2 separate regions of the Homo sapiens genome follow, and region 1 is linked to region 2. The links are chromatin loops, found by intact Hi-C in ENCODE. Cell type or tissue: A673. All regions are shown on one strand. Each heading gives the region's core, and the rest is flanking DNA. Links, peaks and the distances in the headings are about the cores only.

Region 1 (11,121 bases), core at 3,266-5,765, 66 kb after region 2:
ATACCTGTCTAGTACTCCTCAAAACTGTCAAGGTCATCAAAAATAAGGAAAGCTTAAGAAACTGTCACAGACCACAGGAGCCTAAGGAGATATGACAACTAAATGTACATTACATTTGGTAGCCTAGGTGGGATTCTGGAACAGAAAAAGTGCATTAGGTAAAAAAAAAAAAAATAAGAAAATATTTATAAACTATAGAGTTTAGTTAATAATAATGTATCAATATTGGTTTACTAATTGTGACAAATATTCCACAATAATATAAGATAATGTTAGGAATAAGGAAAAATTGATGTGGGGTGTATGGAATTCTCTGTTCTATTTTTGCAGTTTTTGTAAATCAAAAACTACTAAAAAATTTATTTAAATAAATAAGTGCATTAAAAAAACAAATAGAGATACTTTCTGCAAAGTATCTTGTCAGTGCCATGAAAACCTAAGAAAAACTCAGAAACTGTGATATTCTGGATTGGACCACAGAACAAAAAAGATACTAGTGGAAAAACTAATGAAATTCAAATAAAGCCTGTAGTTTAGTTAATAGTATTGTACCAAAACCAATTTCTTAGTTTTGACAAATGTACCACGAAAGTATACAGAAACTGTCAGCACTCTCTTTCCAACTTTTCTGTAAATCTACAATTATTTGGAAATTAAAAGTTTCAAGAAAAATTTTGTCTACATATTATATGATTCCAACTACATAACATTCTAGAAAGGGCAAAAATATGGTGACAGTAAAAAGACAGAGGCTGAGAGGGAAGAGTAATAAACAGGCCAAGCACAGAGGGTACATGTCATCATATACATATACAGAACTAATAGGATAGATATATATATAAAGGGGAGTTTATTAAGGACTATTAACTCACACAATCACAAGGTCCCACATTGGCCGTCTGCAAGCTGAGGAACGAGGAAGCCAGTCCAAGTCCCAAAGCTGAAGAACTTGGAGTCTGATGTTCGAGGGCAGGAAGCATCCAGCACGGGAGAAAGATGTAGGCTGGGAGGCTCAGCCAGTCTACTCTTTTCACGTTTTTCTGCCTGCTTTATATTCTAGCTACACTGGCAGCTGATTAGATGGTGCCCACCCAGATTAAGGGTGGGTCTGCCTTTCCTAGCCCACTGACTCAAATGTTAGTCTTCTTTGGCAACACCCTCACAGACACACCCAGGGTCAATACTTTGCATACTTCAATCCAATCAAGTTGACAGTCAGTATTAACCATCACAATACATTTGTCCAAATCCATGAAATGTACAACACCAAGAATGGACCCTAAGTAAACTTTCCCTAAGTAAACTATGGTTGATTATGATGTGTCATTTTAAGTTCATTAATTGTAACAGTTGTACCACTCTGGAGGGCAATGTTGATAATGAAGGAGGTGATGCATATGTGGGAGCAAATCTCTGTACCTCCCTCTCAAGTTTGCTCTGAATCTAAAACTACCCTAAAAAATGTAATCTAGAAAAAAGTTGATTAAAAAAAAATAGGTGAACCATGAAGAATAACAGATACGTGCAGACTAGAAGCAAGGAATACCACTGTCATTTGCCCATTGGAAATATAAAGTTGGCATCACTGAAATTAACATGTTTTTAAGAAGGAAATGATCACTCAGAGCTTAAGGAAGACTGCCTGAATCATAGCGATCCGCTAATGGGGATGGGGAAGTATAAGAATCCAGATAATACATCCTGTATTAGCATTTGTCTGGGCACAGTTCAAGCAAAAGCTCAAGGAATTCTGCTTTTCTTAGAACTCTTATTGACAAAATACACCTCTCTTAACAATCTCAAAATGAGTTGTCTATCCCAGGCATTGGCTGTTAAAGATAGGGACACAACAGTTAATGAGTTCTCCTTCAATTTTTATCCACTGACTCTTCAGAAGGCCAACCTCTACTGAATAGTCACAAAAAGCAGGGATTCTGTTGGGAGTGGGAAGAGCTTCTGATCCTTGCTTGGCTAAGCTTCTTCTCCAGGGTTTTCCCTAGGTAGCCAGAAAGAGATTTCCTGGAATTATTTATGAGGATACTGGAAGGTCAGCCAGAGTACGCAGTCCTGACAGTCATTCATTCCGCCTCTCTTACTGAAGTAATAATGCCATATATTGCTTCAAAAGAGCTACTCATATACTGAACACCTGGTATGTGCCAACTACGGTGCTAGATGATAGGGAAGAGGGAGTGAACTCAGATAAAAACAATAACACTGATGATGATGATAAATATGCAATAGCATGTGTTTCTAACCAAGCACTACTCTACAAGCAATGATGCATTTAATCCTTACAATAACTCAATGAAATTGAGCTTATTATTTGTATTTTACTGGTGAGGAAACTCATTCTCCCTCCAGGAAGCTAAAAATCATAGTAGCTTATTTAAGGTCAAACGTGAAGCATCAAGGTGTTTAAGAACATGGTCTTTGAAATCCAGCAGACAGAACCAAAGCTTAAATCTGTCTTATTAGCTATGTGACCTTGGACAACAAATTTCACCTCTTTCTCAAGTAGTTAATAAGTAGAGGATAAAATCAGCACAACTTTATTAAGTGCTTTGTTCATTAATATTGTCTGCCACAAGTTTGAGGAAGAAAGGGGCCTCACGCATGCCCAGAATTTGCCAAAATGTGCCAAGTGCCTTAGAGATATGAATTTACTTTATCCTCAAAACACAACAAAAGATAAGATTTTATTATTTTCTCCATTTCACTGATTAGGAAGCAGATGTTCAAAGAAGTTTAATTAACTTCCTGAAGGTCATCCAGCAAGGAAGTGGTCCAGCTGCAATTTAAGTCCAGCTGTGTCAGGTCCTAGTACATTGAATCTAAATCACTCTGCTCTACTCACTCAACATTACAGAAACGCCGTCATGGGCTCAATTCCTTCTAGGTAACATATTTTTCATTTTAGCTGAGGGTCGAACCCGAAAGTTTGTCTGTAAGTGGTATAACTTTTGGGCTGGGGGTGCCTTAATTGGACTGGGTGAAACTTTGCATCACTAATACTGGGATTCTCAGTAGCAGGCATCTTAGAAAGCAGAGAGCCTCCCCTCAGAAGCTATAATGATGCATTTTGAAGAAGAAGAGTGGAGGCAGATGGGAGAGAGAAGAAGGAAGGCACAAGAAGCCTGAAGGCATAGAAAGGAGGTTCTTTTGGATTTGGAAACAAACCTAAAATTGACACAATTAACCGTGGCCCAGCCCCTACCAAGAAGGCAATGCCTTCTGAGTTTTAGAGCAATTTAGGGCAAGGGCAAGGATACTAAATAGACTCCAACCCCTGCACCAACATTGCTTCCTGTTGGTAGCTGCTGAGACAGTTCTAGTAATAAGAAACATGAGGCTTTGCCCAGGCTTAGCTGGAAAAGTTAAAATAAATAAATAAATAAATGCCTCGGCCCATTATTATGATCTGCCACAAGTTTGGGAGCCACTCGCCTGCCCAGAATTTGCCGTTCCTCCTTAGGGGATGTCACAACCTGGACATAGTCTGCAGGAGGAGTTAACTGGTTCAGGTCCAGCCAGGGAGACTCAAAAGTCCCAACAGAACTCTGCTTCCGCCAACCTCACAAACAAAGGCAAAACGGCACTGACAATGAGAAAGGCTCTCATTTGAATTTCTTTGGTTTTAATTATTTTGAAAAGAGAGGCAGGCCACCAATGCCAAGACCCTTTAGGAATAACTAAAAACCAAAGAGATTCAGGCCAGCTGGAGGGGGCAGAGCGGGAAGTTCCAGCCAATTAGCCTTCCTTTGTGACATTGCGGCCCTTCATCCCACCCTCCGGAAGCCTTCATAACACTCATGTGTCAACAGGACCTTAGGGGAGGGGAAATAGCAGTGAGCCAAACCTCAAGAGTGAGGAGAAAAAAAGTAAAATCTGGAATTGCAGCTCCAAACTGGGCCCTTGAACGTTTAGCTGCTATCATTATTTTTTACAGAGCCTTCCCTGGGCTTTTCCTGACCACCGAGGACCAGGCCTCAGGGCTCCAGAGGCCTGGTCTTCCCTCTGCAGCCTTGCTATCGCCTTGCCAAACAGGCTCGTCCCACCCTCTCAAACTCTGCAGTCTTCCACCTCCAGCCTCCCCAAATGGATCAAGCTTTCCATGGCTAGGCTATTAAAGGGAAAGCAGTCCTACTGTTTCCTTTAATGAGCAGCTTTTACTAGGTGCCAAATGCCCTTTAAGGAGCCTAGAAACCCAAAGCAGTCTCCTGGGTTCCAGAAACCCCAGCCTAACCCAGAGTCAGTGGGAGGTAGAGACACAGACCCAGACTTCAGTCAAATTAGTCTCCAGGGAATCTGCTTAATCCGAGCTGTCGGGAGACGTGTGAGATGCTGGAGTTACCATTAACGCTGATCTTAGGCTCTGCTAGATCCTTGCAGGAATAGATCCAATCTCTCCAGGGCACTGGCTCCAGAGAAGGTAGTACAGGAAATCTCTAATGTCTTCTAAGGAAGGTGGAATCTGTTAAGCAGACACGCCTGTTGCTCTGTTGGGCACCTTGATGGATTCATGTGCAAAAAGGTGGGCATGAAGCAGAGTGTGAAATGAGAGAACACTGAATGATCCTACTTAATAGAATAAGGAAAAGTTAGAGTTTGAATAACCATCCAGGACAGAAGGGGAAGGTGGCCAGGAGAGGAGATGGCCTGAGGCTAGGGCCAAGCAACCAATACAAAGTCCTGGGGATAGGGGCACCTGAGGTTCAACTTACAGTTCTTTGTTTTTGGGCAATATAAACTGTTCTTCTATCCCCTAACCACATCTCAACATTTCAGTAAAATCTAATAAATACATACATGGCTTTGTGTGAGTATGGCCTTGTGCAAACCCAAAAAAGGCCTGAGTTTCACTTCTAGGTCAATATGGAAAAGAGATAGTTGTATGTGTTGCTAAACTCAGGTTGCAGCGGTTAGGGACCATGATGATACTGGGTTCAACCCCTAAGAATTGACTAAATCTTCTAGTGCTTTCTCCCTTTTATTCTAAGTGGAAAGTGAATTGAATTGATCATTTACCTTCTACCTTTTTCAATTTTGTTCCATGTTTAAGACATATTAGGGCACTATGGAAAAGTGGTAATGAATATAAACTTAGGATTTCAACAAATATGGGTCTGCGTTCCAGGTCTGCTTTAATGGCTATGTGATTCTAAGCCTCAGTTTCCTAATCTATTAAGTAGGAACCAATGACATATTCCATTTAATGATCATTCCTTATAAAGGATCAATGAGACAATCTATGTGAAATGTTTGCTGTGGTAACTGACACAAAGTAACACGCAATAAATGGTGGTTGCTCTCATCCACCTGTTAGTGATGATGCTGATAATGATGACAGGCACACTGACAAGGACAGTTCCTGATTGTAGCGCTCCTGTCATTGGGGAGAGGGAAAAAAAGGATGGCTTAAAAAAATTTTAAGATAAAAGGAAACAAATTTGGGAAATCTATTCTACTGCTCTGTATTGGTCTACAAGTGAGCACAATATAAGCTTTACTGTGCTTGTCTTGAGATGCAAAGATTGTTTCTTATCACAATTACCCTATGTGTGCTAACATGGGCACCACTACACACTGGCCAGGTTTGGCGGGGATATGAAAAGAAAAGAGGGCTGGGCGTGGTGGCTCACACCTGTAATCGCAACACTTTGGGATACCTAGGCGGGCAGATCACTTGAGCCTAGGAGTTTGAGACCAGCCAGGGCAGCATGGTGAAACCTTGTCTCTACAAAAGATACAGAAAGTTAGCTAGGTTTGGTAGTGTACGCCTGCAGTCCCAGCTACTCGGAGGCTGAGGTGGGAGGATCACCTAAGCCCGCGAAGTCTGGGCTACAGTGAGCCATGATTGCGCCACCACACTCCAGCCTGGGCAACAGAGTGAGATCCTGTTAAAAAAAAAAAAAAAAAGGAAAAGGAAAAGAAGAAGAAAAAGGAAAAGAAAAAGGGAAAGGGAAGGGGAAAGGAAAAGGAAAGGAAAGGAAGTTGGTGAATTGGATATGTTTTATACAGAGTCAAGTGAATGATGACCTCTGTCCAAAACCTCATAAAATCAAATGTGTTAGGCTTGGTTTTTCTCCCATGCCACCAAATCTTTCCTCTATTTTTTTTCAAGTGAATTATTTTTCTTCCTGGGAGAATCTTCATGTAATCTCCCAGGAAGAAAAATAACATATGTATATTCATAATACATATGAATATATATAAAAGTAATATATATTCATTTACTCAATTTGAATGTAATTAATTACCAGTTTCTACCCTCAGTGTGCCTTCTTGTAGAGAAACATTGTTCCTAACAGCTCTGGCCAATCTCCTTTCTAACACAGCTGCTTTACACTTCCTCCTTCTGGTCCAGCTGCCTTAGGGGAGACTGTTCGACAGAACTTGGCATGCACAGATTCCCAAGTTATCTTTGTCTGGGGCCCATCATTTTGTTTTCAGTCTGAAAAATAATGCCTCCTTCATGCTGTAGAAGCCAAGAAGAATTTATTTCCTTCCAAAGAGGTTTCAGGAGATCCTGTATCACTGACTTAGACAAATCAAGCTTGATTACATGCATTGTCTCCTTGTCTTCCCTCAAACAACACAAAACCTTCTAAAGGAAGGTTTAATGTGAAACTGAGACTTTCCAGTTTCACTTTTTCCATTCTACCTTCAGTACAAAAGCCCTACCTTGGAAAATGAGAGTGATAATTATTTGGTTAATCACAGGATTTCAGACTTTTCCAGTGAGCAATAGGGAAGGTGAAAATCGTCCTTTTCTAGAATCAATGTTTGAGGACACAAAAGCATACTAAAAGGGAAAGTCCCCTGAGGCCAAAGAAAAAATCAGTTGGCTTAAAAAATAAATAAAAATATAAGTGACAAGCTCTTTTTGAGGGGGGAAAGAGCCATTTTTCATGGCATGATTGGCATGACATTGATCAATGTTCTTTTTACTGTCCAAAGTCATTTTGAGGAGATTGGTTTCTCTCAAAACAAATCTATTCCGTACTCCATCATCACTAGAGTATTTCAGTAGTTTTTTTGCTAGCTATTAATCTTACCATTTGTTCTCTGCCCCTTAACTAGAGGAGAAATCTCATTTAATACAATGAGGTAAAAAATAACTTTCAAATCAGACTTGGTTTTTGAATCACAACTCTATCATCTAAATTTTATTATGTCTTAGTTTCCCCATATATAAAATAAGAAAATGCCTACATTATAGTTTTAAGGATTAAATAAGAAACTGAATTTATAATAGTAGCTAACACTTATTGCATGCAAAGTACCTTATATATGTTAATTAATCCTCCAACAATCAATCCCATATGGTATACACTATTATCAACTTCGTTTTGCAGATGAGACTACAGAGGCACAAAACAGTTAAGTAACTTGCTCAAGGTCACTCACTGCAACAGTCAGGGAGTACAATGGACTGAAAGTTTATGTTCCTCCAAAATTTATATATCAAAATCCTAACTTCCAAGGCAATGGTATTAGGAAGTGGGTCCCTTGGGAGGTGATTAGGTCATGTGGATGAAGCCCTCATGAATGGAACTAGTACCCTTATAAAAGAAACCAAAGCAAGACCACTTGCCCCCTCTACTGTGTGAGGACACAGTGAGAAGGTGCTCTCTAAGAAGTAGCAGGCTCTCACGAGACACAAATCTGCCAGCACCTTGATCTTAGACTTTCCAGCCTCCATACCTGTAAGAAATACATTTCTGGTTTTTTTTTTACAAGCCACCCAGTTTAAGGTATATTTATTTTAGCACTTTGAACAGACTCCATTTAAGGTATACATGTTTTAGCACTGTGAACAGACTAAGACAGGGAGGCAGACATGTTCAAAGGGGGAACTGAGAATGTTTAATAGTGACTGACATGGATTGGCTCCCTGTCCCCACCCAAATCTCATCTTGAACTATAATCCCCATAATCCCCATGTGTCGAGGGAGGGACCTGATGGGAGGTGATTGGATCATGGGAGCAGCTTCCCCCATGCTGTTCTCCTGATAGTGAGTGAGTTCTCATGAGATCTGATGGTTTTATAAGGGTTTGACAGTTCCTCCTTCACATGCGCTCCCTCTGCTGCCACCCGTGAAGAAGGTGCTTGCTTCCTCTTCCACCATGATTGTAAGTTTCCTGAGGCCTCCCCAGCCATGCAGAACTGTGAGTCAATTAAATCTCCTTTTCTTATAAATTACCCAGTCTCAGGTAGAATCTTTATAGCAGTATGAAGACCGACTAATATCATGGCAGATCCAGGGACTACCCAATAGAGTCATTCTCACCTCTCAGCCAGAAGGGACAAAAAGAGAGACCAGTATAGCTGAAACCATGTACACATGTGAGAGATGGTCATAGAGAAACCCAGCCACTGCCAAAACCACAGCTTGGCAAGAAAGAAGAAAGGGGATTAATATCCTGACCTCTCTTTTCTCTCTGCCTCTAATCTTCTGTCAGTACTTCTCATAGATCAAACTCAACTGGAAGTCATAGGTCAAGGGATCCCAGGTGACATTGGACATAGAGATCAGCATCCCAGGGCACAGAATAGGGCCCAGAATGGACAAGGACTTACAAGTGAAGAAAAACTAAAACACAGCAGAGGTAGGATTCAAATCCATATTATTAACCACTCACCCCATTGCCTTTTGAGAGTAAACCAGTTAGCTTCTCTCCTCCATATCTGCAAAGCCCTTGTTGCCTCAGTTCCATGTCCATCTTGAGAGCAGACAGCACTTTCACTTAAAGGCATGACTTTCACCCGGAGGATTCACTAAACAAGGAGCACAAATGGTTTTCTTAAAAGAGTCCCCATTAGGCCAGGTGCAGTGGCTCAGGCCTGTAATCCCAGCACTTTGGGAGGCAGAGGTGGGCAGATCACCTGAGGTTGGGGAGTTCGAGACCGGCCTGACCAACATGAAGAAACCCCGTCTCTACTAAAAATACAAAATTAGCTGTGAGTGGTGGCACATGCCTGTAATCCCAGCTACTTGGGAGGCTGAGGCAGGAGAATCGCTTGAACCCGGGAGGCGGAGGTTGCCTGTCAGTACTTATAGATCAAACTCAACTGGAAGTCATAGGTCAAAGGATCCCAGGTGACATTGGACATAGAAGTCAACATCCCAGGGCACAGAATAGGGCCCAGAGTGGACCAGGACTTGAAAGTGGAGAAAAACTAAAACACAGCAGAGATCATTGCACTCCAGCCTGGGCAACAAGAGTGAAACTCCTTCTCAAAAAAAAAAACAAAAAACAAAAAAACAAGAGTCCCCTTTGGACAAGTCTTATTGCCAAGTCGCTTCTCCTGGTTCTAGCCATGTGATGCCAGTTCTTTCCTCGCCCTTCATGTATGGCAGGCTAGTATCCTCTATCAGCTCCTTTTGCCCCACTTTCTACTACAAAGAACCCTCCTCATTTTAAACCTGCCCTGCCCAAGCCCCAGAGGTTTCCTTCTATACCTCAGTGGGTTGAAGAAACTAACTTTTCAGCAAAAAAAATGTCTCTCCACAAAGAATTCTCTCATCATCTACTAAGAAAACATTTTTTCTTTATCAATGCATATGTATGCATAGGGATTTGCATAATGCTTGCACAAAAGAGGACTCATTAAATGGAAATTATTATTATTGCTATTAGCATTATTATTGTCACTTTGCCTAAGTGAGTTTTAACAGAAAGCTTACAGTGACTGTAGAGAATGACAGAAATGCAGAAGGGCCAGGTTCTAGGCAAGACAGACAATGCTTCTGTGAAAATACTCTGAAATACTTCCCAGGAGATGCACAGCTACCTCTGACACCATAATGCATTTCTCTTCAACCTCCTTACCGAGGGTTTTGACAGCATTCTTTGGATTGCTGTTCTCCAGAATCACTCTCCTAGGCAACTTCATCAACAAGGAAATATTTTTTGACAAGTTACAGATGTTCTTCTTTTCCTGAGAAACACCCTAACACATACTGTTTTTCAAAATGTTGAGTTTCTTGCCATGAAAATTGTATTCCTGGCCTTGGGTTAGCATGATATAAGAAACTTGAATAACCATGACCAATGCAGGGATAATCTTTTGTTTTTTGACTTTTAAACAGACATTTTTGACATTGCCCATAAGTCTTCTACCCTTTCAGACATTTGTCTAAACCAAAATGAATTTTTCTGTCCTAATATATAGCAAGTTCAAGCTTGTTCCCATTACTTCACCTTCCTTTACCTCTACAATCTATCAAATATATTACACAGAAGACATCTAAGGCTACAGAGACTTGTTTGTGGGTTCTTGAATCTTTTTTCAATTAATTCATTTATTTTTACTGTATATATTTAAGGTATACATGATGTTTTGATATTCATATACATAGTGCAATGATTAGAGTCAAGCAAATTAACATATCTATCACCTTTCATAGTTACCTTATGTTTCCTTGTGGTTTTTACTCTTCATTCATCAGTTTCCTTACTGTAAATGTTAAGTTTTGATGCTCACAAAATGGGTAATTGTGTAAGTATGAATGAGAACAGGGCTATGGAATGAAGACAACATCTGATATGGTTTGGCTGTATCCCCATCCAGATCTCATCTTGAATTTCCAAGAGTTGTGGGAGGGACTCAGTGGGAGGTAATTGAATCATGGGGGCAAAAGTTTCCCATGCTGTTCTCATGATAGGAATAAGTCTCAGGAGATCTGATGGTTTTAAAAAGAGGAGAAGTTCCCCTGCACAAGCTCTCCCTCTTTGCCTGCTGCCATCCATGTAAGACATGACTTGCTCTTCTTTGCTTTCTGCCATGATTGGGAGGCTTCCCCAGTCACGTGGAACTGTAAGTCCATATTAAACCTCTTTCTTTTGTAAATTGCCCATTCTCAGGCATCTCCTTATCAGCAGCGTGAAAATGGACCAATACAACATCATAGAGGCAAGTAATTATGAAATTAGTGGCCTGCCCTCACTATGGAAATATAGATATTTCTATTCCAGTGCAAATTTTCACTAATTTGGATGTAATCTGATGTATCAGTCCATTCTTGCATTGCTATAAAAAACTACCTGAGGCTGGGTAATCAATAAAGAAAAGAGGTTTAATTGACTCACATTTCTGCAGGCTGTACAGGAAAC
Region 2 (11,121 bases), core at 4,769-7,268:
CTTTCCCCAGCATTCTGCACTGAGGGCTATTGGGTACATGTGGGACTAATTACATCTCCATTTAGGTTCTATTCCTTGACTCCATTTTCATCAAGAAATCAACTGGGAAAAGAACTGACTGGTGGAGTAGATCTAAGCCTTCCCAGGTCTCTGGGCATAAATGCATTAAAACCTCATCTCAAGTCCTAACACCTCTCTGAACTTCCTCCTTGATGCCTGGTCCCCTTTCCTCTGTTCCCAGCCATTCACAGGTTCCTCACCCTACGGACATCCCCTGGTGTGACAGAACACAGAAGACAGGCTTCTGCTCCTTTGGGCCATGACCTCAGCATGCTTTTCTCCTGCTTTCTTCTATCTAAATCCTACTGTCCCTCAAGGCCCACCCCAAATCCCTCCTCTACCTGAAGTCTTCCATTTTCTCTGTCGTGATCCTCTGGTTCACATAGCACTTAATTTTTCATTCAGTTATGGCATTTATTTCATTCTGCCTCATGTTCCAAAAAGTTGTTTACAACAGGTCAGTCTTTTCCACAAGACTGGAAGCAATTCAAAAGCAGGAAGCCTGCTTTAATCATTTCTGATACCCCCACCTCTACCATGGTGCTTTGCAAACCACAGATACACAATCCTGTATGTATATGGGTCAAGTTGAATTGTTCAAAGAACCCAGTATTAGAAATTCCTGGAGGGCTAGACATCGTGTGGGCCTTCTGAAGCACAAATGGAAAACACTTTGCCCACAGTAGGAAGGAATTCATCAGGAATTCATCTTGGGCCTGCCTGTGAGTCCACTTGTTTTCCTCATTTTTAATTACAAACAAGCTGCCTCATGTGTTTTCTTTTTCTGCTACCAGAACGTACTGTCAATGAGCTTTGTTTTGGTCCAAATATTGATGCAGCAAGTGTTCGTCAGCAAGTCTGAGCCCTGGTTCCAGCAGCGTGTTGAGGGATTCCAACACTTTGGGCCAATAGTCAGACTTCGTTATGACTTCCTGCTCCTCTCCAAAGGCCTGGTGGGGCACGTAGGATGTAGTGGAAAGAACACAGAGTGCAGAGACTGAAGATCCAAGTTGCAGACCTCCCACTTGCTTTTTATTTGACCTCATGCAAGTTCCTTGAGGTCTCTGAACCTTGCTTTCTTCATCCATAGGTGAGTTCATATGAAAAAGCAAGTATGGAAATATTTTCTAGACCCTAGGTCTCTGGAAAGTTAAGGTGCTATCTTGTATATCAAACAACTTGGTCTGCTAAAGGAATAAATGTGTCCCTCCCAGGCAGAAAACTGCTGTGGCCCACTTTTGGGTGAAAGTTAAGTAACCACTGCTAAAAGGCAGCTATGAAGAAAAGGTCAGCTATTGTCTCTTCTGGGAACTCATCAAAAACATAATTGCTCAATGACTGGAAAATATGCCCATTTGTAAATGGGTGGCTGCTGTCTTCCCACTCTTTGCCAAGACTCTCTCATCATCAGCTTGACTGTAAGGAGAGAAACTCCGAGCAAAAATGAGTCCTGCCTCAGGGTACCTCTGGAGAGACTTCCACATTGCTGTTGGCTCCTCTGCCAAAGATATTCTGTCAAGTTCAGTTAAGGAGCCCCAGACAGTATGGCTGTGTTACCACACAAGATTTCTGCGCTTGCCATATGCACGCAGGTCTGCAGAGCCAGCAGCCAGCAGCTGTGTTTACAATTTCCCATCACCCTTGTTAATTAATGAATTCATTTTGGGCCTATTACTTACCCTGAGTAGGCTTCTGCAGCATGGGGTGGCTGCGGGTCATCCCTGCAGGAGAGCCATATGACAACTGGGCACTGTTTATTGTTGTTGTTGTTGTTGTTTTTGAGACAGAGTCTTGCTCTGTCACCCAAGCTGGAGGGCAGTGGTGCATCTCGGCTCACTGCAACCTCCACCTCCCGGGTTCAAGCGATTATCCTGCCTCAGCCTCCCGAATAGCTGGCATTACAGGCGTGCACCACCAGACCCGGCTAATTTTTGTACTTTTAGTAGAGACAGGGTTTCACCATGTTGGCCAGGCTGGTCTCAAATTCCTGACCTCAGGTGATCCCTATGCCTCAGCCTCCCAAAGTGCTGGGATTATAGATGTGAGCCACCATGCCCAGCTTAGGCACTGTTCTTGATTGGAGGCAGTGCAGGGTATGTCCCGGGGATGGGTGAAAAGGTGGTTAAGAGAACATAAAGCAATTTTTATGCACCAGGGCTAAGCATTGCCTTCCTCCATTACTAAGACCCAGTCAGCTTTAAAGAGGCTCTCAGCTTTTGTTTCCATGATTTTGAAGATAATGGTTTCCAAATTGCCAATGTGCAGCACATTTCAGATAAAATCCCAAACAAAATGTCTGTGAAGATATGAACTAAAATCATAACCACTTCCATTGAAATATTACTTATCCCCTGCATTGTAAAATTTTCCCATAAACCTGATCCCAAGGGCATAAAGAAGTGACTACCAGATCCCATGGCAATTCCAAGGGAGAAGAGAATCCTGTCTTATTTTCTAATAAGTCCTGCTTTGTAGTAGACTTTATTTTTGGAAGGCTCTAAAATGGGAAGCAGGGGAATAGGGAACTAGGAAATGAATTCAGTCTTTTACAGTTTTACTCTCTGGAAACAAAAGTGTCTACTTGTGTGGTTGTGATGGCAAATGAGTGGTATCCTCAAACCCCACTGCTCTGTGGGACCAGAATCAAACAAAAAGAACAGAAAAGGATTACTATCAAAATATTCATGAGGTTATATAAAAAAAAAAGTACCATGATTAGACAGTCTTTGTTTTTCATAAGAGACTATTCCTGTCTTTTAAAACAAAGATCTAACAAAGTCTTTGTGATTATCTAATAGAAAAAAATTTTTTGCAATACCAGAGGCTTAGTGAGCAGAATTGAACCCAAAGTTTTGCATTCTAATTCTGGCTCTATCACCAACCATCTGTGTAACCTTTGACTACTCCTCTCCCCTTTGGTTTTTACATTTCTCATCTGCACAATAACACTAAAAATAATTGGGCTCCTTCCCTTTTCAGGACTCTTGATTTCAAACAGAGGATGGAGGGGAAACTGATTTATAAACATAAAGGATGGCTATGATAATGAAGATTATATTCTAGGGCAGAATTTTAAACATTCTGTTTGTTGTTTTCCTTCTTAGAAAGATTTCTATAAAGCTATTTGTTTCAAAACTTAAAAAAAAAAGAATGTTAAATTTTATCCCATTGTATAATGTCTGGTGGATTGGGGTATGTATGTATTTAAGTTTTCCATCCAAAACATGATTTACAAAGACAGGTAAGGAATACATCCTTTAAAAATTTTATGTATTTTATTTTATTTTTTCTATTCTATTCTATTCTATTCTATTCTATTCTATATTTTATTTTATATTTTATTTTGATGGAATCTTGCTCTGTCTCCCAGGCTGAAGTGCAGAGGCTCAGTCTCTGCTTACTGCAACCTCCGCCTCCTGGGTTCAAGCAATTATCCTGCCTCAGCTTTCTGAGTAGCTGGGATTACAGGTGCCTGCCACTATGCCCAGCTAATTTTTGTATTTTTAGTAGAGACGGGGTTTTGCCATGTTGGCCAGACTGGTATCAAACTCCTGACCTCAGGTGATCCCCCCGCCTTGACCTCTCAAAGTGCTGGGATTACAGGCGTGAGCCACCGGGCTCAGACTAAAAATGTCATTTTAAAAAAGAGAAATAAAACAAATGTTAGCCTAATAAGAAGAATATGAATGAGCATTTTATGAAGTACAGCAAATACCAAGTGACAACAGATTGAGTGTGCCTAGGAAGTAAACTCCATATACACTGTCACCCCTAAATGAGCATAGATACCCTGGAGGGAATATATTGATATATTCCTAGGATCATCTAGACTCAACATTTATGTCAGTGAAATCAGCATTTTTGGATGGAGTCACATAATTTACTCTACAGTATTATCTTTATAGCTGGGAAAGAAAGAAAGAAAAGAGAAAGAGAGAGAAAGAAGGAAAGAAAAAGAAAGAAATAGAGAGAAAAAGAAAGAAAGAGAGAGAGAAAGAAAGAAAGAAAGAAAGAAAGAAAGAAAGAAAGAAAGAAAAAAGAAAAAGAAAGAAATTAAAACCTAGTTATGAAAGTTATTATGCTGAATGAAAAAAGCCAGTCTCAAAAGGTTGCACAGTGTATGGTTCCATTTATAATGACATTGTAAAAAAGACAAAATTACAATAGCAGAGAATGATCAGTGGTCAGCAGTGATTAAGGGTGGAAGCAGGTGTGCCTACTGAGGAATAGCACAAGAGAGTTTGGGGGCTTACTGAACTGTAGTGCATCCTAATTGTGATGGTGGTCACACAAATCCACACATGTCTTAAAATTCATAGAACTGTACAGCAAAAAAGTCCATTTCACTATACGATAATTTAAAAATAAAATTAACAAAAGTGATAAAATGCAAAAATAATCACATTGTTCAATTACATGCAGCAGAAGTCCAGCCTTGACCTCTGATATGTCACTAGATTTATTAAAAAAAAAAAAAAAAGTTTTACAGTGGCTCTTTTCTAACTTTAATAAGCACATAAAATCCTTGGGGCTTTGGTTAGGATGAAGATTCTCATTCAGTGGATCTGAGATGGGACCTGAGTATAATAACTAGGTGATGCCCTTCTGTGTCTGTAGACAACACTGAGAGATGTGTAGGCTTTGTATTATTTAATTCATTTAAAGCAATTATGGCAAGTATGTGTTGTTTAGAGCAATTATGGCAAATATGTGTCATATGCCAATCACCCCCATTCCTCACCCATAGCAGAGATCACTCATTGTTCAAACATAAGTTCCTCCTGAGCCTAAATATGCCCATTAGATAGAGCACTGTAGAGGGCAGGCGCTGCTTATAAGAGTGGTCATGTGAGATGGAACGTGGAGGACTGATGTTAGTCCCATCCAGCGGCATTACAGAGAAATCCACCAAGAAAACTCACATCCTTTCTGGGGTCTTACTGTCCTATCTCCAAAACTCTGTGTGTTCTAGACAAACTAGCCACAGTCAATAACAGATATATCTTTCCTTCCAGCTAAGATAAGCAAGCTTGTCTTTCTGACCAGTCTGTCAGAAGCCTAATTGAAAAATAAAATTAACAAATGTGGTAAAACGCAAAAATAGCCTAAATGACTTGAGGGCAGGGACGTATCATCCACTTCTTTTGGTAATTCCCTTCTTACTACTTTGAGCCTCAGTTTCTGCATTTATAAAATAAGAATCATAATCTTATCTCGTAGACTTGTTGTGAGGACTAATAAGATAATCAACACGGAGCTCTTAGAATAGTACCCAGCGCAGAGTAAGACTCAGTATTTGGCTACCGTTATCGTTATTCCCCCAGCAATGGCCAACATGGTGCCATGCTCATGTTCAAAAACAGGCTGGGCATGGTGGCTCACGCCTGTAATCCCAGCACTTTGGGAGGCCGAAGTGGGTGGATCACTTGACGTCAGGAGTTCAACACCAGCCTGGCCAACATGGTGAAACCCCGTCTCTACTTTAAAAATACAAAAAACTAGCAGGCCATGGTGGCACCCTCCTGTAGTCCCAGCTACTTGGGAGGCTGAGGTGGGAGAATTACTTGAACCTGGGAGGTGGAGGTTGCAATGAGTCAAGATCATGCCATTGCACTCCAGCCTGGGCGACAGAGTGAGACTTTATCTAAAAAAAATAAAAAATAAAAAAAAATAAAAAAAAACACTGCTATAGAGAAGCCAAGAGAATGAAGCAAACACTGAATTTGAGCCAAAGGACAGAGGTCATAGTATCAGCCTTCTCCCTATACCTCTCTGAACTTTCGTTTCTTCTTAGGTATAATAAAAATTGGATAGTTTTTTTTATTAATTTCAGCTCTGACATTTTGTGAATTGATAAAATTCTATAACACTCCTGTGAAGCGTCCAAGCTGTTTTCGAAATCCTGAATATCCAGTTGAGAGCAAAAGAAAAAAATTATAATACTTCCAAAAATTAGTTGAGGCAAAAATTGAGTTAATTACCACTTGACTTATTGGTTTTCTGCCACTGGAGGGCGTGCAGTACTTGTTTGTAAAATGGCCTTCTAGGTTTTAGCTCTCTTGCACACAACTTCAATTTCAGTCCATTGAATTGGAATCAAAGAATCAAAGAAACCACCTCCTTCCTTTGACAGAGTTAATAGGTAAGGAGGTACAGCCTGCAGAGACGATGTGAGTTAGAAAACTCAACAGAGAGAAGTGTGCTTAATCTTTCTGATGCCAATTCTACTACCTTTATTTCTCCATAATATTATCCCTAAACAGCCCTTCATGCCACATCCTCTCTTAACTTTTTTAAAGAGGAACTCTTAGGAGATTGTGAGCCCATCTCTTCTCCTCACTCCTGCACATGGCTTCTCCAAGTTCTCTTTTCTTTTTCGCAAACCTCCAGCAGAAAGCAGGGCCTGGGCCTCTTTAATACGGCCCTGGCATACTGAATGGGGTTAGTACATAAACAGCAAGGATCCATTTAATGGGCTCTGGCAGATTCGCTTCATTCTTGATCTGGGATGTGAATGGTGCAAAAGGTAGAAGAGAAGGTGCTTTCCAGACAGCCATTTTTTACTGAAACTTATTGTCCATTAGCCTTGAGAAATGGAAATGGGTGGTACAATGGAAGTGAGACATAGTTCCTTCATTTAAAGAACTCCCAAAATAATTAGGGTGACTAAATATAAAATTGAGGGGTGAGAAGGGAAAATTCTTGAAGGGCCTTCAGAGATCAAGTTTTAGGAACACAGACTTACTCTCTTTTGCTACATGTGACTACCTGAAGTTCTATGTTGAAATCAATTGGGATGCCTCTTCCCAATTAAGAAAGAATGTGTGTTGCAATGAATCATTCATGTCTGCCAGGAGCATACGATGCAGTAGGATATGCATGCATTTACTAACCCTGACCTCTAATCCAGGACCCACTATTTTTCTCTTTTTTTCAGATTGGGAAACTAAGGCCCAGAGAAGAAAAAGGAAGTGGTCAAGGTCATTCAGCTAAAGGACAAGAGGTGAATTTTCAAAGCATTGTAACCCTGAGGCTGCTCGGTTCAGGGTACAGGGTCAACAGACAAGGAACACTCCTGTGTTTCTGTTCTCAAAGCCACGGGTGATTCTCTCACCTCAGCTAAGTAGTCCTGACACATTTTGGACCAATTTGTTTCTCTTTCTACAAATATTTTGTAATTCCTTCTCCCTTTTTAACTTTTTTCTAATAAAATTGTTGTTATGTATAAAAGAATGTGTGTAGCACACAAAGAAATAAAGTGTAAAAATAAAATAAACACAAATGATCCACCCCTTAATTTAAAAAAATAGGAACTACACATGTGTGCTTCCTTGACCCCACTCCCTACCTCCCTGCCAGGAGGTATCCACTCTCTTAAATTTTGCTTTCTTCATTCCCTTAGTTTCTCTTTCAAGCTTTAATACATGCATACATATCTTTAGACATTGCATTTTTTTGTTTCACTCATTTTTAGATGTTATACAAATGCAATCATGAAGCTTGCATTCTTTTGTAGTTTCATTTTTCACTTAAAATTATATTTCAAAGATTTCCAAAGTTGTAGCTCATTCATCTATAATAGTATTTCATTGTGTAAATATTCCATAATTTATGTATCCATTCTACTGTTGATCAATATGTGAATGGTTTCCAGGGTTTTTTAATTGTTAAGAATTTTGCTATGTTTTTTTTAATATTTCCTGGCACCCATGTGCAACAGTTTCTCTAGAGCAGTGGTTCTTCATCAGAGCAATTTTCCCTCTTCAGGGACATTTGACAATACCCAGACACATTTTTGATCATCACAACCAGAGGGACCCCTGGAGAGAAATGGGGACAAAGGGCTTCCTCTGGCTAGAAGCTAGCGGCCAAGGATGCCGTTAACCAGCCAAGAACAGCCCTGCACAACAAAGAATGATCTGGATCAAAATGTCAGCAGTGCGGAGTCTGAGAAACCCAGCTCTGGAGGATACACATGGGTTGAAATTTCTGAGTTATAAGTGTGCCAACTTCAAATTTACAAGATAGTATCACATTGCTTGCCAAAATGTACCAATTTCTACACCAACAAGGAGTATGTAAATCTCATCGCTCCATATTTTATCCAACACTTGGTACTGTTAGCTTTTAAAAATATATATATTGGCCAATCTAGTTGGAATAAAATGGGTGGAATATAGTATCTACTACTAATGAGATGAGCATCTTTTATATGACTGTTGGCTATTTATGTTTCCTCTTCTGTGATTTGCCTGTTCATGTAATTTTCCCATTTCTCTTTTAACTATGTTTGTTTGCATTGTTTGTATAGATTTCTGGATTTTTAAAAATATTTTGTATATTAATCACAATTAATTAATTATATCACAAATATCTTCTCCCAATTTGAGGAATTTGAGGTTCATCTTTTTTTAATTGTGCCTTTTGAGAACAGAAATTAATTCTAATTTTGATGTGGTTGAATTTATCTATTTTACATCAAGTACTTTATGAGTCTCATTTAATAAATCATTTCCTACCTCTGGGTCATATGGTTATTCTTCTATATTTTCTTCTAAAATGTTTAAGGTTTTGCCTTTCACATTAATGCCATCTGGAATTGATTTGGGCTATGATGTAAGTAAGGTAGAATAGAATCTTTCAGAACTGTCCTGCACCTCCCTTTGTCTAAGTCAATTTTCTAGGCTCATTCACTAGGACAAAGTCTTTTAACCACAGGCTTTACCCAAGGACTTCAGGGGAAGAAGAATCTAATTGGCCTCCTCCCCTATTCTTTTGGAGGCCTCACTAAATGAGCAGATTGTGAGGAATGAGCACACTGACCCCAGACTATCTGAGTTCCTTAGCTCCTACCTATGCCTGTTCAGCTTAAGATCTCTCTCCAGTGTGCCAAACAGGCTCACATCAAAATGCTGGGAACTTACTGCACCCAACCCATGAGCTCTCAATTTCTTAAAGAACTTCAGAAAGAAAAGGAAAGAAGTATTTACTAATGGTAGAACTGCAGGCACAAATAGAGGCAGTGGGGGCTGATTTAAAAAGGTCCCACCCACACTCACTCCAGAAAGAATAGGAGGTAGCTGCCTACTTGTAAGGAGAAAGGCCCACCTCTCCACATGTCCTGTGACTGTAGAGGAGAGTGTTACAACTGAGTCTGGTTCCACTCTACTCCCTGCTATGGCTTCAGCAGCCCAGTTCTCAAAGTTTAGTGCAGTAGCCAGAGCCAGCAATCGATGTGAGGAAGGTGCTCAGTGGTGGGCTGGGGTCAGTAGCACAGGTTCTAAGGAGTCAATTTTATGTACCCCCTCCCCACTTCGCATCACCTTGGCAGCTTGAAATCAACAACTGTGGGATCATTTGCAGTGTTTAATTGGCAAACACCACAAATCCAGCCTTCTCCCTCCTCCTAGTGCCTGCTGTTAAACATTTACCAGCACACCACTGAAAGCACTGCAATCCCACTCACTTGAAGCCCCCAGTTAGCAGATCCCCTGTGATTAGCTCTGACCCTGAGGCAACCCTAAGTGCAAGTCGGTGGCTCCACCTATTCAGTTATCTGCTGCCTTGGCCAGTCCTGATGCACTTCCTCCAAAACCTAGGGCTTCATGCAACCTATGTTGAAAACTCTTAGTTTTCCCCCAGCTCAGATACTAAATTGCAACGCCTTTAGCCTGTGCCCCTGTCATTTTGTCCTTGCCTGGACCACTATTGTAATAGATTCCTAACCAATCCCCATATCCACTCTTTGTGTCCTTCAATCTATTCTCCTCATTCTCTTCAGTGTGTTCTTTTACCCTGCACCGCAACACTCTTTTACTCAAACCCTCCAAGGGCTTTCTATTTGACTTAGAACAAAATTCAAACCTTGATCATTGGCCCTCAAGTCCCTAATCTGTCTATTCCCTGAATATTTCTCCAAACATGTTGTCTACTCTTCTCCTTCGCACTAAGCTCCAGCCACATGGACTCTTTTCATTTCTCAAACTCAACAGTCTTTGCAGTTGCAGCTTTGTAAGCCTGATAGCTTCCCTCTCCAGATCTGTATATGGCTGGCTCCTTCTTATCTCAGTACAAAGGTTATCTTCTCAGAAAAGCCTTTCTTGATCACCAGTAAAACTCTACCAATTCCCAACCCCACCCCAAGGCATTCTCTATCCGGCACTCTTTGTGCTTGTGTTTGTTTTCTTCCCATTCCTTATTACTATCTGAAATTACATTATTAATTGCTTTTTTGTTTACCCGTTTATTGTCTGTGTTTACCTCTAGGATCTAAGTACCAGGAGGTCAAGGACTCTGTCTGCTTTGTTTCAATCTGTGCCTCCAGCATTCAGCACAATGCCTAGCACATGATAGATACTCAGTAAATATTGTTGAACTAATGAATGAACTTAATGTTGTTATCTTGGCATTAATGGCAGCACTAGAGCCCAACCAGACCTAGCAGGGACGTTCACAAAGGCTGCATTTTCTTAATGTTTTTATCCTTCAGTGAGAGTGTTCTCCTTGGTACTTATACTGCTATCCCCTAAAAGAGACATTAACTTCACCCTGGACTGACTTGAGGAATTCAAAGAAACTCAAATGCCCCTACACTGCAAATAAAACCATCCATGTCCTTAACTCTTTTCTTTTCCAAGTGCATTATTTTCCTGATTTGTAGGATACTGGGAAGGGTCTGGGACCTAATTAGAAAAACGTTGGTCCTCCATAAATAAAACTACTCTCATGGAAGAATTCCAGCGTGTGATCTCTTCCCCACAAAATCTCATTCTCCAGTTCCAGTGCTGCGAACTTCTCTCTGTGATCTGCGTCCTGTTCTCTGTCTCCCTAACTGTGCATGTGTGTCCTTCTAGTTCTCTGCAGTGATTGCCAGAAATCTGTTAATCTCCTTTGGATATAAACTCCTGTTCTATTTTGGTCTTCAAGGTTTTTCTTTTCTTTTCTTTTCTTTTTTTTCAATCTCAAAAGAAACGTATATTTGGCAAACAGGTTTGATCAGTTTATTTTCTTTATTTCTTTCATTTTTTCTTTAAGATGGAGTTTTGCTCTTTTGCCCAGGCT

The links. A loop is a pair of places that touch in the nucleus more often than their neighbours do. Peaks named below come from ENCODE experiments on the same cell type or tissue, not always from the same donor. Only the 100,000 strongest peaks of a DNase experiment are listed, where the experiment ranks them.
Region 1: a loop joins it to region 2, with 2.1 times the contacts of the local background. A loop is called at or near these places in 2 of 110 quality-filtered maps.

The regions. Positions count from the first base shown.
Region 1 is chr11:27,245,071-27,256,191 of GRCh38, forward strand. No RefSeq gene overlaps it. Among named protein-coding and RNA genes, the nearest start is that of BBOX1-AS1, 32 kb to the left of the region's middle. RefSeq lists an enhancer at 3,161-3,917. In A673, for the core only: no CTCF peak of the experiment used is centred there; a DNase peak (open chromatin) is centred at 4,261.
Region 2 is chr11:27,178,063-27,189,183 of GRCh38, forward strand. The region is part of intron 2 of BBOX1-AS1 (BBOX1 antisense RNA 1); the gene reads right to left. Among named protein-coding and RNA genes, the nearest start is that of BBOX1-AS1, 35 kb to the right of the region's middle. In A673, for the core only: a CTCF peak has its summit at 6,068 (motif pointing right); a DNase peak (open chromatin) is centred at 6,099.